Linked DNA regions of Homo sapiens: region 1 is linked to region 2. The links are chromatin loops, found by intact Hi-C in ENCODE. Cell type or tissue: IMR-90. All regions are shown on one strand. Each heading gives the region's core, and the rest is flanking DNA. Links, peaks and the distances in the headings are about the cores only.

Region 1 (9,360 bases), core at 1,829-6,828, 83 kb before region 2:
TTTTTGTAAATTTTTTTGTAACCTCTTATGAGTCTATAAATATTTCTAAATAAAAAATAATTGTTTAAAAGGGGTTCATGGGACCAACAACTGGCGAAAAAAAGCATTCTGTTTGGCTATAAACTGAGAAGAACAAGCTTGCTGGGAAGCCATAGGAAAGTGTGAGATTCTAGGATCTCACCCAGAAGTTCCTGCAAACCATACATCAGCTGGCTGTTTCCACTCTGTAACTGACACCAAAGAATAATGTTCTCTAATTATTTTGTATCTTTCACAACCCTGTGTGTGCCCTCCTTGGCTGGCTGTAATTAGGAACTCTGCCTACAAGTGATTCTGGGAAATGTAGTTCCAGGCTTCCAGTCTCTGTTCCCTCAGAGAGAGAGAGAGTGGAAAGGGCCAGGGATGGTGCTGAGTTGAAAACATACATCCCAACTCACTCATATTCAACAGATACTATAAACTTACATTCTAGCCTTTGAAAGGAGATTATAAGAAGGAAATTAATCAAAACTTTAGGTTTATAAATAAAAGAAATTTATAAATAGTTCCATTTCCCAGCATGGTTTCTTAGCCTAATATTCTAGTTATCTTCATCCAAAAGAATTTGTAATAAAAATATTTTCGTAGGATTTTTTTCCAGTTTATAAAGCAATTCCACATGTACTCTCTCATTGGCCCTCCAAACAATTTTGAGAAATAGATAATAATGGAAACACTTAAGATTTATCTGATACTTTCATTTCTACTATCACATTTCCTATTGTAACTCACCAACAAAACTAGGCTTCTTGAGGTTCCCTAAACACAACATGCTGTCATTCCGTTTCTTTGCACATGTGGTTCCTTCAACTGAAAATGTCTTTCCCTGGTAGGAATTCCTCCTAGTTCCTACACATCTTCACGCCCTGTCCCGTCAGCTCTTTCTAGGAAGAGACTGAGGCTGTTGGGGTATGAACAGGCAGCTCCATCCTGCAGAGGGCCAGGCTGTGCTGCCCTTGCAGGAACCCAGGCATTGACCAGCAGACAGCAGATGCGACCCAAGATCCGCTCCTCAAGCTGCCTCTCTCCACATTAACAACCTCATTCTTGATTAGCCAAACCTAGCAAAATCGACAGGGGAAGAATGCATTTGGTGGTACACAGAGGGCTTAATAAAGGGGCCTCATTAGACTGTTCTTGGGCGTATGCTTGCTAGTCATACTGCTGCAGAAGAATTTTGAAGGGCCTTTCTTCTACTATTTATTTTCCCCGGCTTGCCCCTGTCTAATCCTCCCTTGCTCCTCTGTAGCTTTTCATGTTAGTGTCCTAATGGCTGGACATATCTTAGTGAGCAAAGCATCCCTGGCTTCAGGGAGCTTACAGACTGGTGAGGGAGACAACCATTATGCAAATTATCTTAGAAATATATACCTATTGCTATAACCACTACAATAATAAAATGACACTTATGACATCCTATGAAAGGAGAAAAAATTATAAAGGGGAAGTGTAGGACAGTATAAGAGAATATAGCGAGGAAGAGCAAGGGTGCGGAGGGTCAGATTAAAGAAAACATCCCGGGGAAGAAGCATGTGAGTTCAGTTTGAACTAATGAAGGGACTTATTAACATGAAGGGGGCTGGGAGGGATGCAGGAAGAGAACATTCCAGGCAAACTCTCTACAGCTGTCAATCTAAGCTCAGTGGGCACATGGAGGGAATCCCCATGGCTTCCTTCTCATGGTGCTCTGGGTAACAATGTCTTGCCTCCAGGCAACTCAATAGGAAAGAGTAGGAAAGGAAAGGAAAGGGTCACAGCTCAGAATCTCGGAGAAAAGAGGAGGTGGAGGCAGAATGTGTCATGAGGGGAGCAGGGTTCTTGTCGTCATGGTTTACATTTGGTCACTGCTGCTTACTAGCTTTGTGACCTTAGAAAAGTCACTACCAAGATATCAATGTTGTTTTGACAATTCAGTGAGGGAAAAAAAAAGGCTCAATAAGTATTCGTTCCCTTCTTTTACTTCCCGCAGGCTTGCTATGGACTGAATTGTGTCACCCCAAAATTCATGTGTTGAAGCTTTAACCCCTATTACGGCTTTATCAGGAGATAGAGGCGTTCATAGCTAATCCAACTTAAATGAGGTCATAGGATGGGTCCATAATCCAATAGGACTATGGTCTCTTAAGAAAAGGAAGAGAAAGATCTCCCTCTGCCCACCATATGAGGACACAGAAGGGAGGCAGCCATCTGCAAGTCAAGAAGAGAAGCCTCACCAGAATCCAACCACGCTGGCACCCAGATCTCAGACTTCCAGACTCCAGAACTGTGAGAAAATACATTTCTGTTGTTTATGCCACCCAGTCTATGGTATTTTGTTATGGCAGCCCAAGCAAGACTCTACTAGAAAATTCTTCTTACAGATGATAGAGTGCAAATCTTAAATAACATTCAAATAATAAATTAATAAAAGGGTAAGATAGTGAATGGAACCATAAAATATGAGTTGGACTTGTGACTTGATCATTTTCAAGGGGGCGCTGATCTTGATTCATTTGATCTTTGTTCATGGCTACTTCAAAAATAAAGACATTCCCATTTGTGTCAAGATACCGTGGATGCCTTTCTGTGTGACTGAACAAAATATTTTCTCTTTGTTCTTCATTCTTAACATTACATGAAAAATGGAAGGACAATTTGAGTCCTAAGAAAGAAAACCAATAGCAGCAAGCATGGGAGACAAGTACCAAGAGGTGGATAACAAGGGAAAAAAGATGAAATACACTCCTAAAAGGAAAAGGGGGAAAAAAAGTCAAGGCAGAACCCAGGAGCCCTGGCACCTAGTGGTGTCAGCCAATGACACAGATGAAATGGGCAATGGTAGTTGCACATCCCGCTGGAAAATACCACTGTCTCAGCCCATTAGTACTGCTATAACAAAATACCACAGACTAAGTAATTTATAAACAACAGAAATTTATTTCTGACAGTTCTAGAGGCTGGGATATCCAAGATCAAGGTGCCAACAGGTTTAAGGCCTGGTGAGGGCTCTGTCTCTGCTTCCAAGATGGCACCTTGTTGCTAAGTCCTCCAGAGGGACAAATGCTATGTCCACACATGACAGAAGGGTAGAGGGCAAAAAGGGCTTAGCTATCTCCTTCCAGCCCTTGTACAAGGTCATGAATCCCATTCACGAGAGCCCTGCCATTGTGACCTAATGACCTCCTAAATGCTCCACCTCTTAATATTATCACATTGGATCTTAGGTTCCAACGTATGAATTTGTGGGGAAACACGTATATTCAAACCATGGCAACTACTTTATAGTTTCAAAGCCTAAAACATTGCAAAGCACTATCTTGATAAACACCTCATTTGATTCTAACCACAACAAAATGAGGTAAGTGCAATGGGACAGGGATCACATACCCAGTGAGTCAACTGTGTTTTGGAACGTTTAAATGACTCCACAGGGCTCCCTTGGCTGTTAAGTGTTCCAGGCAGTGGCCAAGCCTTGATTTTCTATTTCTAGATCTAGTGTTCTTTCTGAGGCACATGTTAAGATATGCTGTATATGCTGTATACCCTTTCATCTAATCTTGACCTGGATTTCCAAGGTAAAATTTTCTCCATATTCTATCTCATTTCCTGGCCACTATACTCCTCCTTCTCCATCCAAAAGTCACTCAATGGTTTCTTTCAGTCAGAAAATAACACCGAATGGAAAATGAGAATGGAAAGGAGAAGAGAAGCATGTAAATGGGGCTGTGACGACAAAATTTCATCTTAGGATACAATTGCTTTCATCCTGGACAAAATGCTTTCAGAGAGATTACCACATTGTATGACCAAGCAAGGGTTACTATTACGATTTTCATTCTGCAGCTGTGAAAATCAAGACTCAGAAACATTAAGGGCCATGTCCAGTGATAGGTATCTTAAAAGATCGAGAGTCAGATCTCCAGCCCTTGCATCTGCCTCCACCTCCCTACAGTGGACACAGCACTGGCTTGACAGTCGGCTCTTAGGTTCCTGTCCTTCCACTAACTAGCTGTGTGATGCTGGTCAAGTCTTGTAAGCCCTGGGCATCGTTTCTTTCTACTGTCAACCGAAGGGGCTGGGCTGCTTGGTCTCTAAGAACATCCTGTAAAGTAGCTGATAAGAAAGAAATTGCAACTGCTGGTCTTTGAAGACCAGTCAGAGGTGCCCTGATCTCTCCCAGCACAACAATGAGAAGGTGTTCAGCTAATATCACACTTTTAGAAAAAATATTGTCCAGACTCACTGTGCTATTTCCCAAATATGATTTGGGGAGCGAGCCAACAGATAAAGAAGGATATTTATTTTTGTTTGTAATGTCGACGTCTTCTTTCGGGCTCGATCAAACAATCAGGAGATCTGTGTAGGCCACAGCGTCATTGCACGCCGGGGTCCTTGCCCGCTCCCTCTCTCTGCCACCGCTCAAAGCCTGGGAGAACGCTTTTGAAAGCGAATCAGGAAATTACTTATCAATCTGAAGCCCCAAAGAATTATGAATAATCCTCGCTGCCAAAGGGAAGGGGATTTTGAGCAAAAGCTCCACATCTGCGCACACTAGAGTTCAAAGACTCCAGCTGTTGGAAGGTCTTGTGAGCAATGTAAGTAAACAGCCCTCTCTCCATTGATAAACGTCTTCAGGCTTTTTTTCCTTAGAAAGGCGTCTTTTGGCTCATGTTGGTGTTTCTCTCTCTCTCTCTCTCTTTTTTTTTATGATGTTCAGGGGTGTTTACCGACTGGGGCTTAGTCAATAACACAACTCCTCTGGGGGTTGCTTCTGCTGAACAAGAGAGGGAAAGCGAAAGTCGTCAGAATCGGCTTTGCTTGGGAAGGGTTAGTTTTGAAAAGCCCTTCCTTGCCAATTATGCTCCTTCATAGCTATAGATCCATACTCAAGAGGAGTGTGAGGCTGACACCGACACTCGCGGGGGCAAGCAGAAGTGTCTCTGTAACCCTACTCTGAAAAACAGAATTGTCATCGTGTCCATTCCTACATAATTCACATTGAAGGTGCTTTCTTCATTTTGATACACTGTAGGATTTTAGTAGAGGAAAAAGAAAGCATTAAAGTGAATATTGTTCTGTGGAGATTTCCTTATAGTGGCATAAATTCTGTGTTCAATTTAGCATTCATTAAGGGTGTTGATTTATTTACTGTCTATTTTATTATTAAACGAATGTGCTTACCACTCCACTTGGCCATGGGAGGATAATGCAATCATTGCAATATGGAAGCAGAAATATCTAAATTGTGTTGGTAAAACTATGAGTTTGCATTAATAGTAATTCTATAAATGGAATGCATAATTTCATAAATGATGCATTGTACTGGGGTACATTTCTTTTATAAGTATTTCAAATCAAATTGTGGGTAATGACTGGGAAGTAGTTAAAAGAAATACAACAAACTTGAACGGAATCGTTTTGTTTGGATCAGCCTTTGTCCTCAGGAACTTGAATGTCCATTTTGCAAGTCCCTCATCATGAATTCTATGGCTGCAAGGAACATATGTCCCGAGTCCTCACACTCTGTCTTATCATCAGACTATGTATCTCCCAATTTGTTCTGATTCATGATTTCAATAAGACCCCACACCCTCAGCCTGGGTTGTGTTCCCCCAACTCACTGGAAAGCTCCTCCAAAATAAATAATAATTGCCCTTAACTCTAGTTGACATCTGACTTCCTTTCCTCTCTTTGAGTAATTTTGGTGTGTACTTCCACATCCTGTACTGTTAAGACGGGTTTCATTTCCAGTATGTCAGTCATTGTCAGCACACACATAAGCTGCTTCCAAGAGTCGAAAGGCTCTAGGTTACTGTACATTTATAACAGCAATTTTCTATGTAGCCCTTTCTCAAGCAACTCATCTATACTTTTATTCTAAGGTGATCTGTAACCTTTCACCTTTACCTAATAAACAGATAGTATGTGCCTAATGTGCTGAAAGCAATAAAAACCAAATGTGACACAATGTTCCCCTTCTTGTATAAACATGTCTGTAGTTTTTATGCAGCCCAAGTGCACTTTTGTGTTCACGGGCAATAGCTAAATAGGGTTGAACACTGACTGTCTGAGCTGTGCAGTGGACTGCGTAACGAAATAGAAGGATGAAGTTTGTAATGTGAAAGTAAGTTATTCAAATTTGGGGAAATATTTACTGAGCATTTGTCGTGTGCTGGGCCCTTCCTAAACATGCCTTGTGCACTCGTGGGAGCAGCAGGCTCACTAGTAAGGTGTAGAGACTCTGAAGCAGAGTTCCTGGAGACACAAACCAGATTGGCATCTGTGTGAATCTGGGTTGGGTTACTTAACTCCTCTGTGCCTCAGTTCCCTTACAATAAAATAGAGCTCATAACAGCAGGGTTCATGTAAAGTTTGAGAGTTGATATAGACAAAGTATTGTTTTTGTCTCTTTCATATATGAGAAAACCAAGGCTAGCGAGGTTTACTTGCCTACAATTACACAGGTAATGATGGCTGGCAGGGCTGGGATTTGGAAGTAAATGAGTGTTTTAATCATAATAGAGAAAGTCCACATTTTAAACCACAGCCTCCTGCCCTTTTGTTGTTGGATTCTTTCTTCTGCATTCCTTTATCCAGTTCTTACAATGGCCTTCTAAATAAACATTATTGACTGTGATGATTTCAGACGAGTAAACTGAAGCTCAAAGACATGAAGTGACTCATCCAAAGTCACATACCTAGAAATTAGCAGCACTGATGTCTGAACACAGGTTTTCAAATTCCAAGTTTTGTGCATATTTTTTCTTTCTCTTGCCAATCTGTGAATGAATGGGTCAGGCCCACACCTGCCCTTTGGGGAAGAGTGAAATAAATAACAATGCTAATGGTCACCATCAATTAAGCCCTCACTCTGTGCTTGGCACAGAATCTCTTTAATTAAAGTAGGTCCCTGTGCCCCTTTGTTAATAAATTATCTAGATGATTCTGGTATATACTAAAGTTTGACAGTTCTATAATCTGGGACAAAATGGAAATTGTTATATCCAATATGACCTAACCTGAAGAAGGTGAAAAGTCCTGATAGAGATGAGAAATTTGACATTTTCCCCAACTCAAATTTGTGGATTACCCTGTGGTCAGAATCAACACTATTTCAGGGTTATTTCCTATCTTGTTGATACCCCCGTGCTTTCTTCAACTTTTGGCCCATGTCATCTGAACTTTCTATCATCTTTGATTGCATCAGGTTTCAATCATCAGCAGATGGGTGGATTTCTTTCTCTGGTAGGCTTTTCATGGCAAATTTGTGCAACTCAATAGGATTCATCATCAAATTGAAATAAAGCTATAATATCTATGAGAAATTTACTCAGTAAATTTTATACAGAGAAGCACCAGCAACATAGAGTATTTGCTGTGTTGAATATAATATCTTCAAGTTGGTTTCTCTGAAAACTATAGTGCCCAGACAGATATAAGCCAACAGGGGATGCCAAACACAAACTTGGTGTACTGGGAACTTTAGATGCCTGGGAAGAGGTCATGGAAAGGGTGGTGGAGCAGGAAGCATTGAACACTGAAAATCATTTCTTGTGATGTCATGACTTGAAGCAAAATATCCCTGACTTTCAATTCTGGCTTCTCCACTTTCTAACTGCAAGGCTCCAAGCACATCACTTACCTCTTAGTTTATGTAACACACATAAACAACTTAGCACCGCAACTAGCATAATAGATACCTAAGAAACAAGAGTTCCTTTCCTCTTTAGCTCTGGTCCATTCAATCCACAAATTTGCACTGAGGACTTATATGTCCTAAACATTATTTTAGATATAATAGTGAACAAGAGCCAAAGTCCCTGCCTTTGTGGAGCTTGCACTTTACAGGAGACAAACCACAGAATCATAAACCAGAATGTAACTTCAGAAATTGAAAAGTGGTATGAATAAAATAAAACAGAATAACAAGACACAGTGACTAGGTGCCAGGAAGGAGCTAATTCTTTAGCTAACATGGTCAAGGACCACCTCATTAAGGGAGGGGCATTTAGCTCAAAGCTGAATCATAAGAAAGACAAAACGAAACAAAGCCATGATTAAGTAAGCCACTGACTAACCATGGGACACTAGACAAGTCACTGAAGCTCTTTTTAAGCCTGTTTCATCACCTATTAACTGCACAGCTGGAGTAAATCTATGGGGCTTCTCTAGACTCTGCTCAGAAAACTCTGCTTTGGAATTTTCTTTCTCTTTCTTAGTATCATATGCCATAAGTAATTGTATGAAAAGAAGAAAGAAAAAAATCTCTGAACCAAACTATATTACAGTAGCTGTTTCATTCTTTCATTCAATGTTCTGGGCTTTTTCAACATGTTCTTCCTCATCACAGACAAACTAGTATGTCCTAAGTGAATGAAGATTAATTAACAATTTTTTTAAAAGCTCATATCATCACAATTCCTAGGGATTACATTGTTGGAGGAGATAAGAACCACCACATGGCAGATTTTTAGGAATTAATTGTGAGGCTTCACAATTACTTCCTGTGTGGCTTCAAGTCTGAAATTGTGCATATGTTAGTGGAGTCAACGTCCAAAGCTGCCAGAAGTCAGTCAATCCAACACTCTATTAGCCAAGAACTAATAGAGTGTACAGCTTTTAAAAACAATCCAGGGTCTGAAATGTTCCTTTTCTTAAAATGGCACAGCAGATCACTTGGGTCTAAGTTAGTGGCCTACTCAAAATGAAGATCACCATTCAGAGAACTTGCACCAGAGAAGTAAACTTTGTCTTTCAATTAGCCTAATAATTGTGGCCAAATCCTTGGCTGTAACAATCCAAATGATTGTCTCATTACTCCATTTTGTCTTTGTCACCATAGTGACCTCAATGCAACCTAGAATGAGTATTTGGTGTGTATAGCAAAATAGAATATATGGGTCAATATTTTCAATTTTCAAGTACTGTTATTTTTTGCTTACTTTATAAAACTGCAATTCCCCAGAATGCAAAGCACATTTTTTTAATATAATTTTTTTGTAAACAAGTTCCCGAGTTAAGATTCAAGGACTGAAAAATAAGAGTAAAGAGGATGGGATTAGGAAATTGGAGTTAATTTGCCTGTAGTGAAGAAAGTTATGGAGCAATTCATGATGCTTCTTGGGATCCGACACAATTTCAACCAGAGAATAGTGGTAAGTTGTTGTCCAGTCGACAGAGAAGGGGAAAAAAGAACTGCTTTCGAACACTTACTTTTATGACAAATAATATTCCCAACATTTTACATATATTAGCTCTGAACCATAACTTCAGGGATTATAGTGTAGCTATTACTTTGCTTATTTTACAGATAAGGAAATGAAGCTTAGTGATGTTAAATAA
Region 2 (9,360 bases), core at 1,917-6,916:
TACAATAAACATTGTACTCATTTTACATAAAATATTTTATGTATGCTCTTAGGCTAGTTGCATATTATTTTGTTTCCAAAAATTGCAGAGAAAATGTCTAAGGAGAGAGAAATAAAACTCTTAGGAGTTGAAGTGTAAAACACGATATCATTCTTAAAGTTTCCTGGTGGCGTACCTGGATGTCTATTCCAGAGGATTTTTTAAAGCAAGATTACCACCAAGTAATACTAGTTTATATGTTTTTAAATTGTTTCTTCCTAACTAGAACAGGGAGGGAAATTAGTCTTGAGTTTACATCATTTTATTGAGTTTTTCTTAGTCCAGAACTATGAACCCAATGGATTACAACAGTATGAAGTCATTCAGAACCAATGCATTTGTCAGATGGCAAAGGCATTTATGAGCAGCTATATGAAGAAGACTGAATTCATGGCTTCACTCCAGTGCCATCATGGAGGTGGCAGAACTTACCGAAGTAAAGACTTGCCCAATATAGTTAGGGTTCCAAAAAATGATCTGCTAGCACTAAAAGGAGAAAAATCATAAACTCTAAGGGGTTGCATAGATGCTCTTTCATTACAAAAGTACTATCTTTTACAAGATTGTGAGATGCTGCCTTGGTGGAAATAAACAAGAAAAAACAAAGTCTCAGTGATCTATTCCAACCACAGTTTCAGATAAATTTGGCACCACTGAGCATCCCCATTGTTACTGAAACAGAAAACACTCAGGTCTTACTATTATTATTACTCCAGAACAACAAAGAGAGTTGCAAGGATTTTCTACAGAAAACATCCAGGTCTTACTACATGTAGAACTAAAATTAAAGCACAGCCTCCTGAGATGTCCCAGTTGGTCAGAATATTGACAAATAATAACTAGAAGGTTAGTATGTGAGATGGTCAGGGCCCAGAAGCCATATATCCATCAATATATCAAGGTGTGTCCACACAAGGAGTTGCCCACCTGATTCCCTTTTAGGGTTGCCAGATAAAATTCAGAAGATTCAAATATAAATTTCACATAACAATCATTTAGTAGAAAACTGTCTCAAATATTTAACTGGGTGTCCTGTATTCCTTTTTGCTAAATTTGGCAACTCTAAATTATGAACAAAAATTCACCTACAAAAACATAAATATGAGTCCAACTAACTTTTTGGAAGGCCGTGCATATAATTTCTCATATAACAAGAAGTAATTGTTCTTTTGAGAAGGGATTCTTAGCTTCCTAAAACAGTTTTAAAGGGCCAAAGTTAGCTGGATGAGAAAGCCATTAGAGAATCTTTTGGGTGGAAAGTCAGAAGACAAGATCTAGCCCCAGGAATTCCAATAATCAGCTTTGTGTGACTTTTAGACAAATCACCTAAATCCTTTAAGCCTCTGATTCCACACTGGATTGGTGGTGGAAAGTAAGTGCTGTCTTTCTCCAAACTCATGGCAGACATTGGTAATAGATAGAAGCATTTCTTCCCACTGTGCCCCAGGGCAGCCTCAGAATTCTCAACAAAGTCTCCAGGTCCATCCATCAACAAGCATGTACCCTTGAGATGAAATCAACTTGCCTTCCCTGAATTAAAGGAGCCTTTGGTTACCCTTCCAGTTCTAACGAAAGTTTGGAAACTCTTGTATTCTAATTCAATAGGCAAGGCTATACCTAGTTTTGCACTCCCAATTAAAAGCAAAACTTGGCAACTGCCTTCTGAAATCGCTATTTTACAAAATCAGAGCAGGAGTAATGGGTGCTGGAGTTCTGCTTGGACCAGGCCTTATAGGCCATTACTTCCAGCTGAGTGGCTCCAACAGCCCTCCAGGGCCTTGGTGGAGGCCAGGGTAGATCCTGACACTGGCCCTCAGTGAAGAACTTGACTCCACTCTGCTTCACGTCTCTGCTTCTTTTGCATCCATGGGCTTCTCATACCACTCACAGGTTTCCTCACCCTGTTATCTGCCTTTTCTACAGCATGGATTCTGATTTCTCATCATTTCAATCTCTGCTGGCATCTCCCAGCCCAGCTCTAGTTCATGACATGTTCTTTGCTTTAGCTCCAATTGCTCAATCCCTGCTGACTCTTTCTTCATGTCTCAGTTCAAATCCCCAGAGTGAGGATCTCATGTTTGGCAGGCCCCTGTTTATCAAAGAGCCAGCCTGGGGATTGGCTGCAGCTGATCCACACCCTCCTTCGGTCCCATCAGCTAGGACTGTGAATACTGGTATAAAGCACAGTTGCCTGCTCAAAGCCCATCAGCACGAGATGTAGGCAGTTTTGTTTTGTTTTTTTTCCAAAAGTGTGTCATCAGGTAGGCACTGCGATGTTCAGTTCATAATTTCACAGGGTCTTTGCAAGAACAAAATGTGGTAATATATGTAAAAAATGACAATTTTAGCAGATTTCCCCCAAAAGCAGACTCTGAGACAAGGACTTGAGTATAAGTGGTTATTTGGGAGTTGCAGGAAACACCAATAGGGTAGTGAGGAAGCAACAGAGCAACAATAACTGTGTCTGTAAGCTAACTGCCATTGTGGTTGATTGAAGCTCATCCCAAGGAGCTGCCCAGGAGAACAGGATAACACACACCGAATCAGCTCACCCAAAAAGGGAGGAAGCCGGAGTGTTTAAAGACCAACTCCCAAGAGTCATTGGCTGAGGACCGCTCTCAGGATCAATATTTTTCCAGCACTTTGAGAGTGCCTTTGGTGCTCAGGTAAAGTGACTTTGCAGGGTTCTGAAAAAAGGCTTCAGGCACAGAGATGGAGATAAGACAGTTAAAAATCTATCAAAGCACCCTGAATTGGTTAATGCAAGGGATATGGAAGAGGCAATGACTTCATCTGCCACCGTACTTGGTCAACCCTCAAATAAATGTTGGCCCCACAAGAGAAGGGGGTATTGTCTGCTTAGTTCCCTGTACCTGAAACTGCCTGGTGCATAATCAAAGCTCAGTAAATATTGGTAGGATGAATGAATGAATGAATGAATGAATGAATGAAGAAATGTCTATATAAATGAATGAATTATTTGGACAATTGTTGGAGATCTTTTCTATTTGTTTTTCTTCTCTTGTGAATAAAGAGGTAACGGGATGGGAGAGGGTAAAGGGGAGCAGCTGGGGGACACAGAACCACCTTGTACCAAAAGAAGCCTGAGTTTTAAGACCAACACTTTTTGCACAACTACCATGACTTAGGCAAAGCAGAACAAAACATCTCTCTCCTACACACTCCTCAAGTTGAATTTTAATGATTTTTTTCTACTATTTGCCCCTTATATTCATTTCAGTTTGGTTTCAGCTGCATAAGTTGTTGAGGGCTGTATCTGTCTCCTTTCCCTGGTCCTGTATCCCCAAGGACAACCCTGAGCCCCACTCTTACCTAAACCCTACACCAACAACATCACAAGCAAGCCTGCAGTCATTAGAATTGTGAGGGGACTATATTAATCCACCTCCACTGATAGGATTTGAGAAGGGCTTCCATTTAATCCCACTCCTCACCCCTGAGGGTGCCAAGCCAATTGAGAAATGCACACAGAAGCCACATATGTACCAAAATACTTGTCTTCCTACTGGTAGCACCAAATCAGAGAGAGCAACTTGGATATGAGGTTGAAACAAACTTCCCAGTAGTTGCCTCCAGGTCTAGACCTGATTAGCATCCCACAACAGAAACTTTTCCATTCAGCCTCAAAGAGAACAGAGGTCTCCCTCCCCTCAAATCAAGCTCATAGAACCCAAGAGAGGCCACATGTGCAAGTGACTTTTTACACACAGCCCACTCCCAACACAGAGCCCAGGGGGTACCAGACTCTTGCCATCTCACCAATCAGAGAAATCCCTCCTCCTCCCTCCACCAGAAGGAGCCATGGAGAGGTAAGCCACTAATTATTAAGAGAGTGGAAGTTCCTATCTTTCAGAGCAGCAGGAACTCAGGGAAAGGAACAAAAATTGTGCCTTCCCTACCACATCTATGAGAAAAGAGCTGATCTAAAAACATATTTACCTTTTAATTCTCAGTGACCAGATAGGGGCAAGTGCACCACTGGATACAGTGAGGGGCTTGCTCTACAGAAGAGTCATTTTCAGTTCCTCTTTCCTCCTGTTACACAGCTATCAATGCATTCAGGTCTGTGCAGAAACCATACGTTCTTCACTAGCTAGGGCCAGACCTTCTGCTCCTTCATCTCTCACACTAAGATTGTTAGTGAACTCTGCAGTGAATGCTCAGCCAGAGTTTGGAAATGTCATCTTACAAGCTCTAATATGTCAAGGAGAAAACTGTTTCTTTGGGAATGTTTCTTCCTAACCAAGATAAGAAAACAGTAATTTTGCTTTTGCTTCAAGGCATACTTTGATGGCAGGAGAATCCAGTTTACTTTTTAAGGTACTGACCTCTAGTGGCCAGCAACAATAACTACTCTATTAGAGACCATTTCCAGAGATTATGTAAAATCCAAGTGCGGGCTAGGAGAAACTTTAGAAATCAACTTTCTCTGCCCACCTCATATTCCAGAAGAGGAAACAGAGATCCATAAACGATGAGGGCCTTGTCAGTGGTCGCTAAGATGGGACTAGAGTCAAGGTCTTCTGTCTTCCATGTGGATCTCCTCCCATTGCCTAGTATACATTTATTAAAGCTACTTAGTCATATACACTGTAATTCATAAACAATTAGAGTAAAAATGACATTTCGTTATCAGATAATCCCTCTGTGGTTTCCTGCAAAGCTTGATGGGATAAGTGTGACTAGAGGTCCGTTTTCACGCTGCTGATAAAGACATACCCAAGACTAGGTAATTTATAAAGAAAAAAAGGTTTAATGGACTCACAGTTCTACCTGACTGGGGAGGCCTAACAATCATGGCAGAAGGCAAAAGGCACATCTTACATGGCAGTAGACAAAAGAGAGAATGAGATCCAAGTGAAGGGGGTCTCCCCTTATAAAACCATCAGATCTCGTGAGACTTATTCACTACCACAAGAACAGTATGGGGGAAACCACTCCCATAATTCAATTATCTCCCACTGGGTCCCTCCCACAACACATGAGAATTATAGGAGCTACAATTCAAGATTAAATTTGGGTGGGGACACAACCAAACCATATCAAGAGGTTTCAACCTCACTGGATGGTAAACAGCTAGAGGGTGAGGATTTTTTCTTAATCATCTTTGAATCTCTAGTACTTTGCACCACATCTGCCATGTGGCAGGCACTAAATAAATGTCAGATGGATGAATAAATTGATGGAAAGATAAATTTTAATTTGAAATTAAACACCAACTAAAACCAAAAGCTACCTGTCTTGCTACCCAACTAGCAAATGGCAGATTTAAGATTTGAGGCCAGCAGTTCAGTTTCACACTAAATGCTACTACTCCTAAAAGACCTCTTCACTGGCCCATGGAACCCCCTCCTACTAGTGACGACTTTCCAAATTTAACAGATGCAGCATTTCTGGCTCTTTGAATCCACACAGCTGATTCGAAAGTAGGTTGTGTTTTTTAGACTCTCAGTCATCAGTTTGTGTTTTTTAGATCTCAGTCATATGTTTTTTAGATTCTCAGTCATAAGTTCTTCTCCTTATATAAGGACTCAGTGAAGGCTTTGCTTTGTGTGTTGGTTTGTTCCTTCAATCACTCAACATATTTACTGAGTGTCTGCTATGCACCAGGAGCTTCCCTGAGCAATGGAAACCCAGCAGGAAAGACAAAATGATGTGTCAACAGCTATGCTAGTGGTAAGCACTAGAAGGATAAAGAAAGAAGGCAGGCTTGTTAATGATGATGGATCCTTTTCTGGTGTTAGCAGAGACTTGAATTAGGAGGGAGTCTTGAAGGTCTCAAGCATACATTAGTATCATGGAGAAAGCGTGAGTGATTCTCAGGATCCCTTGGAAAAATAACCCAGGCTGGCAGTGAGGAGAGAAAATCTCCATATAGGAAGGGGCAAACTTACGCTCAACACTGATCCCCAATCATTGTTCCTAAAATTTACTTGCCTTTTGAGAATTTTAGCAATCTCCACTGATACCATCATTCTTGCTACTGAAATTACTCTTCTTTACTTTACCCTCTCATCTCGAGCATGGATATAAATTCTTTCTGTAATTCCCCCACAGCATAGATGAGTCTCTAAGGGAACAATTATAAGATTTTACAGATGTGTCAGAGATAAGAGGCGAAAATTATAACACAGAGAATTACTAAAAGCTGGCAACTAGATATGATGGCACTTGTGATCCACAAAATCTAGTCCACCGTCATGAAGTTGGCTGGGTCCTTGCAGTGCTACTGTTTTTCTGTTTGGCCCTAGTTGGACAGTACATGGCAGTGTCCATATTTCCCTGACAGGAAAATCCTCTAGTATGGCAAAGCCCCTCAGAGTCCAAGCCCCAGAGAGCAGAATGATGCATAGTAGCAGGCAACCCTTTGTCCTCTGCTCCAAATTCCATCTCTCAAATAGTGAGAACACAAGCAGCTACCAATTTATGGATGGATTTTACTCTAGAAATCTGTTTGCTAGTCAGTTCTTTGGAATCTGCCATGCATTTCCAAAAACATCAACAGTGACTGAGATCAGAGGCAAGTCCATGAAAATTCTATTTATACCCTAGTCCATCTAAGGATGTTGGAAACATAGCTTCTCAATTTAGCAGAATTCAGGAAACAAGTATAGATGCTCCTGGGTACTTTTTTTTTTTTTTTTTTTTTTTTTACCAATCTATGCTCTGTACCAATATAAGCACCCAAACCCCTACAGGTCCCCAAGCTTCTGCATCAGAGGGTAAAGCAAAGTTGTCTGTACCAGGAGCTGTGGCTACAAACAGCAAAGAGTTGAAAATTCTTGAGCTGGAATAGCAGAGAGGTCATTCTTATATTGAGTCTAGCAAACTGCCTTTTTCCCAAGTATCTTTAGCAATTGCTGCATTGGAAGGAAATACAGTACAATTTGTGGCATCACAGGGCATGAAAAAATGAAAGATGGATCAGGCTGTGTAGGAAAGCAAAACCTACTTTTTAATCAGGAGGGTATTATCAGCTAATCCTCTCTCTAGTAAGCTCAGTAAGTCTCCTTGGGTAAGATCTTGTTTCAAATGGAGAGTCCTGTGAGCAACTCATCTTGATTATGCAAATGTAAGGCAAGTGGACACCCACTGCCCTGGAAAATGGGAATATAACATCATTTTCTGTGGCATGACTGATGCTCCCCAATTTTCAAAATGCCCCTTGTGCTCTTTGACATACATTGAATAAATCTGCAAAGGGAGCCAAGAAACCTCCTAGAGGAAAAAGAAATTTTGATACTAATTTCTTTTCTGCTGAATTTCAATAGCATTAAAAACTCAGTGATAAACTTGGTTGGTTAAAACTGAGATTGATCAGCCAAAAAGGATACTTGCCTCTATGGAGGGGAATGCAACATGAGGAAAGGGAGTTTGTGGGCTGTGGATTGGTGACTATGGTTCAAACTAGAACTCAGAGGATGTTGGGCTCCAGGAGGGTCCATTCCTGGTTTAAATGTAACCTGGGATTGAGGTCTTAAAACCTGCTAAATTCTGGAAGCAGTAGCAGATCATATGGGTGTAAATCATATTGGAAAAAACAGGGTTTCTCAACCTCAGCATCCTTGACATACGTGGACAGATAATTTTTTTATGTTGGAATGGCAGTGCGGGGACAGTTCTATGCAATGTAGGATGTTTAGCAGTATTCCTGGCTTCTACCCATGAGATGCCAGTAGCACTCCCTTCCCCCCACCAAGTTGTGACAACCAAAAATATCCCCAAACTTTGCCAAATGTCCAAGAGGGTCAAAATTGGTTGAAAAGCACTAGTATAACCTGAAAGAGGGTAAACCTGGAATCTCTAATGTGAGGCAGCTGGTATGACTAACAGAAACATCAATGTAGCTGAGAGCAAAATTGCTTAGACTTCTTGGGAACCATTTCCAGCAGTAATTGACTAGCTACTTCTCTCTCCATTGGCATTTGCACAAAGGGTTACCCTTTGAATCAAGTGAGCCCCTCAAGATTTATGAGCAATTCTAGAGAGCAATGAAGCTTCAAGACGGAGACATTACATGCCCTGCTAAAAAGGGCAAGAATATTTTCAAGCAACTACACAGAAAATGAAAGAGTTCTGATGATATTTGTACACTAAGCTGGTGAAGCAGGTCCTGCCAGTGAGATGCATTTAAGGGAAGTAGCTGGAGAGAAAAGAATATAAAAATTATAGAAAAATATCCTTTTCAACAAAAATAACAAAAATTCACTACTTATACTGGAGCAGCAGTTTTCTCTGATATGTAAGAGCATCTCTAGTTAATTCAAATTATGACATGACTCTCTAAATAAAATGAGTCTTACAGCATTTTATTCTCTATAGCTCCAACAGCTCTCTTAGAAAGTGAGAATGTTGTGAAATGCAGCAAATAAGAAGAAAGTGTGCAATTCAAAACAGATTGAAAATCATAGCACTAGAGGAAGAAAATTAAATGCTTTAGTATCTATAAAATAAAAATGGGCTACACAGTCAATGTATCTGAGTCAATAAGTGTTTCTCTCTATTTACTATAAACCCAAGAGGTTCTAATTTGCTGGAGTTCAAGTTATGTTTGAGGGAGAGAGGTATGTAATTCAGTAAACTGGAAAAGATAAATCCAAATTGAAAGGCATGGTTTTATAAAATTTATGATTCAAAAGTCATTCTTCAGTGTCCAACTTGAACCTTATTTTAGTCAGGTTTTCCCTTGTGATAAATTTTTCTTTCAGAGAGAATGAATCAGCTACAATCAAAAGTAGTATAAAATTCAAAGAACCAGTAAAAATGACACATTCACCTAAAGCTACGATTGTGTTTCACATGTACAAGTGTGAAAGGCATATTTTAGCCATTTATTGACCTAAATAATGCACCACTGCAGCTTTACCCCAAAGAGAATATAGCATAGTAGTCTCATATCGGGCTCTATAATTTTTAGTGTTGTACAGTATCCTAGTCTCCCAAAGAGGCTTCAAATGCATCATACTTTAGTGGCATTATCCTCAAAGGCATTGAATGCATTTGCTTATTTTTTTTTAGGTATACATGTGTCACATACTGAATGTTTGTGTTACCTGCAAAATGCATATGTTGAAGACCTACCCCGTAATGTGATGGCATTTGGAGGTGGGGTCTTGGGAAGGTGATTAGGTTCAGACGAGATCATGAGGGTGGGGCGTCCATGATAGGATTAGTGTCCTTATAAGAGAAAGAGAGCAGGGCTCACTTGATCTCTAGCCTGTGAGGACACAGATAGAAGGTGGCCATCTACAAGCCAGGAAGGGAACCTTCACCAGAACCTGACAATGTCACTCTTTGTTC

The links. Hi-C counts contacts between places; a loop is a spot of excess contacts. Peaks named below come from ENCODE experiments on the same cell type or tissue, not always from the same donor. Only the 100,000 strongest peaks of a DNase experiment are listed, where the experiment ranks them.
Region 1: it touches region 2 in a loop (5-fold over the local background); 2 of 110 quality-filtered maps call a loop at or near these places.

What each region holds. Positions count from the first base shown.
Region 1 is chr4:15,370,157-15,379,516 of GRCh38, forward strand. The region is part of intron 1 of C1QTNF7-AS1 (C1QTNF7 antisense RNA 1); the gene reads right to left. It also overlaps a transcript of C1QTNF7 not described here. Among named protein-coding and RNA genes, the nearest start is that of C1QTNF7-AS1, 53 kb to the right of the region's middle. In IMR-90, for the core only: no CTCF peak of the experiment used is centred there; no DNase peak of the experiment used is centred there; H3K4me3 peaks cover 677 bases; H3K27ac peaks cover 675 bases.
Region 2 is chr4:15,453,369-15,462,728 of GRCh38, forward strand. No RefSeq gene overlaps it. Among named protein-coding and RNA genes, the nearest start is that of CC2D2A, 12 kb to the right of the region's middle. In IMR-90, for the core only: a CTCF peak has its summit at 4,388 (motif pointing left); a DNase peak (open chromatin) is centred at 4,353; H3K27ac peaks cover 527 bases.